Regions from separate parts of the Homo sapiens genome. Here region 2 is linked to region 1. A link is a loop called in an ENCODE intact Hi-C map of the cell type or tissue named here. Cell type or tissue: endothelial cell of umbilical vein. All regions are shown on one strand. Each heading gives the region's core, and the rest is flanking DNA. Links, peaks and the distances in the headings are about the cores only. Region 1 overlaps NEIL3 (nei like DNA glycosylase 3). Region 2 has its middle 180 kb from the start of NEIL3.

What was found. A loop is a pair of places that touch in the nucleus more often than their neighbours do. Peaks named below come from ENCODE experiments on the same cell type or tissue, not always from the same donor. Only the 100,000 strongest peaks of a DNase experiment are listed, where the experiment ranks them.
Region 2: it touches region 1 in a loop (2.0-fold over the local background); 3 of 110 quality-filtered maps call a loop at or near these places.

What each region holds. Positions count from the first base shown.
Region 1 is chr4:177,321,772-177,324,698 of GRCh38, forward strand. It overlaps NEIL3 (nei like DNA glycosylase 3), which reads left to right. Exons shown (of 10, transcript NM_018248.3): 2 at 688-809. Among named protein-coding and RNA genes, the nearest start is that of NEIL3, 13 kb to the left of the region's middle. In endothelial cell of umbilical vein, for the core only: no CTCF peak of the experiment used is centred there; DNase peaks (open chromatin) are centred at 760 and 1,280; H3K4me3 peaks cover 728 bases; H3K27ac peaks cover 1,520 bases.
Region 2 is chr4:177,126,969-177,129,895 of GRCh38, forward strand. No RefSeq gene overlaps it. Among named protein-coding and RNA genes, the nearest start is that of NEIL3, 180 kb to the right of the region's middle. In endothelial cell of umbilical vein, for the core only: no CTCF peak of the experiment used is centred there; a DNase peak (open chromatin) is centred at 1,413; H3K27ac peaks cover 1,561 bases.

The sequences.
Region 1 (2,927 bases), core at 129-2,628:
TACTCAGGGGGCCGCAGGTTTTTATCTCTGATCTCCTGCACCCTCACAAGATGTGAAAATTGAAGCTCTCATTCCTTAGTTTCATGTGAAAATTGAAGCTCTCATTCCTTAGTTTCAATCAATGCCCTTAGGATAGATGCTGGCTTCACAGCTCTCCCTACTACCTCTCAGGGTTCTCTCCCGCTTTTAGTTTTTGACCTTTTATTATTTCATACTAGCTTAAAAGTTCATCGGTGAAGTTAAAAATATTTTGTTTTCATATTTTATCATCTGTCATTTGTAGCTGTTTTTATCTGACCACTCTTTCAGGGAACTTGGCTATATACTTCTGGAAATGGAAGAACCTATATTCCAGTTTTTAGTTTTAGAACATTCGTGTTGTATTCCTATGCTTTCTTTTCATATGCACAGAGCTATATGGTCCTGGAAGAAACTTTATTTTGCTTGTCTACCAATTACTTTTTTTCACTTAATTTTTTTGGCCTCTCTCTCTTTAAATGACTGCATAGTGATTTGACAAAATGTATGTAAACAGCCGATTACATTACATGACTTGTTGGAGATTATTCTTCTCATTGGAATGCACCTGGGCGTGAAGTAATATAAACACATTTAAGAATTAAATAATGCTTTTGCTTAGAGTTTGTGTGTGTGTGTGCTTATGTGTGTACATGTATTTTCCACTAGGCTGCTGCACTGAATAATGATTCCAGCCAGAATGTCTTGAGCCTGTTTAATGGATATGTTTACAGTGGCGTGGAAACTTTGGGGAAGGAGCTCTTTATGTACTTTGGACCAAAAGCTTTACGGTAAGATAAGCCTGTACGATACATCTTATCTCTCTATATTTAAAGATGCGTAGAAGGCTAGATGGAGTTTGCCGGGTGTCACATTTAATCATATAGGAAGTACTGTGTTTTTAAGAGAGCTCCAATATGAGAGGTTGTGATTCTATCATGGAAATCAATAAACAGCAGAAGAATAAATTCTGATGTCATCATCACTTGGAAGACAGTCATTTTACAGGGCTTCCCAAGATGTATTAGAGCAACACATCTGTTTTGCTAGTCCCCAAGCTTCCTATACCACAAGTCTCTCCTTGTTTTTACCGAATGCTTATTGTATTCAGTGACATCGGTTACTTTATATTTGTGACAGGCCCTAGTTTGGTTTAAATGTATCACTTGATCTTTAAATATTTTTCTGGCTTCCTGCTTTCTCTGAAGCCTTGAATGGAATTTGGAAATTTACTTAGAGAGTGTAAAAACTTTCCAGAGAAATAACAGGTTCTCCATTGTTTCACAGTTCCCATGGAAATTCATGGCTAATATACTGGCAGAGAAGGACTAGCAACCTATTTCCTTTGTTGACTTAATGATAAAAAAGTCAAAATATATGTAATTGTGATGCATGATCACATGTTTAATTTTTGCAGGAAAATGAAAGCGGCCTTTGAGTTAATATGTCTACCCAATCTCATTCTGTCTTTTCTGAGTTTAGCCTAAGCTTTTGCCAACTGTAAAAATTGATACTGCTTCCTCAAATCGTTTTTAGTGCTGTTTAAAGATACTGACCACAGTTATCACCTTTTTCTTAAAAGAAAAGACCTGTTCCTGGACCCCATGCTAACCAAAGGTGAATAATTGTCACAAAGAGATGATACTATATGATTGTTCTTTATTGCATCTCATCTACCACATATTTAGAGTAATCCAGGGTTTATGTAATTGCTTTTCCTTTGAGGTGTTCTCTTTTCATTGTCAGCAGCTGCTGTCCTTGGACAACATTGTCACTTCATGGTTTTGCTTAGTCTGGAATTGATAACATCAGCATATGCCTAGTTGTTCATGCAGTAATGATATATTGCAGGTTACACTGCTGCTGTAGTAGACTGATGTGATGGAAAACTCATAGCTCTGGATAGAGTAGTACACAATGGGATCTATGCACGATAGTTGAAAACATTGATATGTTATTGATTCTCTGGTGTTAGGTACAGATTTATTTCTGTAAGATGAGAGGGGGTTTTTATCAAGTGCTCTCCACCAGACTGATAAGGGGGAAGTCATTTCTCAGCACACGGCTGTCAGTAAGTGTTCCATGAAGTTCTAAACAAGGACAATCACTTCTTCAAACTCATTGAACTAGTGCCCTCCCTGGAGAGTACCTATGTCAGTATATGGGTGGGAAAAATGCAGTGGCTTGCTTCCTTTCAGTTTCCTGCAGCCATAACAACTATTGGATGTAACAATTCAAGGTCAATGGCAGATCTGCTGTTGGAATCTGAACCTAAAATCATTTGCCCCTCTTTTCACAATGTAACAGAAGTTCAAAAAATGTACTTCCAACCTGTGCTTCTTAGAGGAATGGATAACTCTCTCAAAGAAATGTGATCTTTTTGTGAGGCTGCAGGTCTGTGCACCTGCAATAGAAATGTAGTCTTCATTTTTGACTTCTGCCTCCCACCCACCTGGCTCATCTGCATTTGATAGAGCATATAGCAGGAAACACTTTCAAAGGTTGCTCACAGTTTTCCCTTGATACCCAACTTTTCACAAGCAAAATTGCCCGCAGAGTTTAGTCATAAAGTGTGTGCATCTCATAGGTTGGGCCATGAATCTCCTGGGATTCATTGGTTGAATCTCCTGGGATTCATTTGTTAATGAAAGTAGAATACGAGCATAGCCTCTAAAAGAATCTGCCCTGTAAAAATCCACACATCAGAAAGATACAAATTAGAGAGTGATTACTTCTCTACCTACTAAGTGATATATTCAAGTGCTCCTGATAGTGCCAAGGAATACTAAAAATTATTTGATACACATTTATTTTAGGAGCACTATTGTGTTATGTGTGATTAATACCTGTACAACTTCTGAACACTTTCCACTAACTCTTCAACTAAAACAACACAAACGTCACTTGAA
Region 2 (2,927 bases), core at 134-2,633, 190 kb before region 1:
TGTCATTTTCCCATATTATTTATCCTCAAAAGAGTTTGTTTCTTTACATCATGTGGAAGGATAATTGGTCCCATAAAGAAGTAATTATTTATATCAACGAGGTAATAATAAAAGAGAATGGCTCATAATCTACTGGACGTTGCATGGCCTGTGATGTCTCTTTCCTTCTAGTCACTTTCGAAAGCTCAAATACCAACACCTTTGTAACTTCCTCCTTTTCCCCCATATACATAGTCAATTCTTCTTTTGTACTCCCTCAAATGTTAATTTGTACATTGATTTTCACATTTACATTACTGTATTATAATTACCTACTTACGTTTATGACCTGTCTGATCAATTTTAAATTAGCATTTTCTTCTCCCTTGTGTCTCGGTACATTGTATGCTGACATAGAGCAGATTCTCAATGGATGTTTGTTAAAGGATGCATTTTATTTCCTCAGTAAAACCATTTTATGTCATTAGACAAATTCAAGTATACAGTTAGATTCCAGAAACTATAGTCTACCATATAATTAAAGGTATTTCTGCTATTTTATGTCATTGAACAAATTCAAGTGTACAATTAGATTTCAAAAATTATACTCTCCCATGTAATTAAAGGTATTTCTGAAAAAAAAATGCTTATTCATGAAGGACAGTGTTTTTATAAAATTTGATATCTAATGACTGATGTTTAATAGCTGTGGAATAAAAGAATGCTAAAAGTCATACTGAATGCCTGAAAAAATGAGTCAGTAGTTGGGACTAGAACCAACCAAAAGATCCACAGAGTAGAGGTGATAAGAAGGTGTCTTGAGATTTTAGAATCAATAGCAAAAGCTATTAGTATCCATAGCCATGGAATTAAGCAAAAACAACAGACAGGAGAAGAAAAATTTATTCAGTGATGAAAAGAACATTGAAACCAAAGGGAAGGAACAAGTGACTCATCACAAAAGTGTACCACTATTAAAGGTAAGAGAATAGACCTGCTGTGGAGAGAATTAGAAACTGGTTGCTAATGTGCCTACATATTGAGAAAAACATTCTAGTTCCTATTTTCCTAAATTTCAATCACATCCTTAGAATAAAATTCTATTATCTAAGCTGACCTAAGTTTACTTCTGTTCCTCAAAACCTGAAAGACCCTAACAAAATATACTGGTATAACGAATGACTTAATTCAATTGTGTCTTTTCTACCTACATCCACAAACAAGTACCAAACATCAATTTTTTTTTCAGGAAAACAATCCTCTTATTTTTCATTACATTCTACTGCAGTTAGGACACCACACAAGTTTTACTTCCCCTTTCCTCTGACAATCCACATCTTGTTGCCACGGTCTGATCATTCTACTTCTGTTACACATCTCAAAATAGTGTCATGATCTTCATTCCTACTAGTTTACATATTTTTCATACTCACTTAAGTCTTCCTAATTGATCTCACTACATTTCTTTATTTCTATGTGTTTTTGTGATGGTAAATATCAACCTTTCATTGCCACGTTTAAGTCTCCTTCAAGCATTTCCTGTAGAACCAGTCTAGTGGTGACTAATTTCCTTAGCATTCACTTGTCTGGGAAAGACTTTATCTTTCCTTCATGTATGAAACTTATTCTGGTGGAATATACAATTCTTGACTTAAAGTTTTGTTTTTTCTTTTTTATAGTTCACCACTTTGAAAAATGACACCCAATTTTCTTCTGGCCTGTGAGGTTTCTGCTGAAAAGTCAGCTGTTCATCTGATGGGGTTGTAAAAAGCAGTATAGGTGACTAGATGTTTTCCTCTTGCTAATTTTAAAATTCTTTATTTAACTTTGACGTTAGACATTCTGAATATAATATGCCATGATGTAGTCCTTTTTGCAGTGTATTTTCGTGGGGATCATTGGATCTTCTGGATCTGGATGGCTAACTCTGTTGATAGACTTGGGAAGTTGTCATCAATTATTTTCTTAAACAGATTTTCTATACTTTTTGATACCTCCTCACCCTTGGGAGTACTGATCATTCATAAATTTGCTCATTTTATGTAGTCCCAGACATCTCAAAGGCTTTATTCATTCTTTTTAATTATTTTTGTCTTATTTTAAAATTATTTTAAAAGACCTGTCTTCATGTTTTGAGATTCTTTCTTTTACTTCATCTAACCTATTATTGAAGCTTTCAGATATATTTTATATTTCCTTCAATGAATTATTTTAGTTTCAGAATCTCTGCTTTTTTTAAAAAAGTATCTTTCTTCTTGGTAAATTTCTCATTCACATTCTGAATTGAGATTCTGATTTCTTTAGTTTGTTTTCAGATTTTTCTTGAATCTCACTAAGCTTTAAAATCAGTATTTTGAATCTTTTATTTGGCATTTCAAGGAATTCTTTTTGATTGGGGTCTATTGCTAGACAATCTTTGTGGTCCTTTAGTGGTGTCATATTTCCCTGCTTCTTCATGTTTCCTGTGTCCTTCCATTGATATCTGCACATCTGGTGTAACATTCGCTTGTTCCAATTTTTTGAAATTGCTTTTGTAGGAGATAATTTTTTTTTCCTGAAGATGTATGTATGCTGTGGGTTAAGATACTTTTGCTTTGATTTTGGGTGTCTGTGGTAGTGTTATCTTTGTATGACTTCTTCAGCAGTACAAAGGTTCAGTGGTATCTGTGATTTCCTTGGTAGCTTAGGGTACAGTTACTAGTTGAGGTTTTGGTGAAGTTTTGCTGGGGACTTGGACACCAGCTAAGCCAGTCTTTGGGCCCTGGTGGTGACGGCAGTAGGGTGAGTTTGCCTGTTTTTAGGCCCCAGAGCAACTTACACTGGCTCTGATGTTAGTCGGTTAAAGAGGGCTGATTCTTGGGACTCTGGGTGGCTTTCTTAGAAGCTAGTAGTGGGAGCGGTAGGCCAGATGGGTGTGTGGGTTCTCAGATGCCTGGGCAACTGGTTCA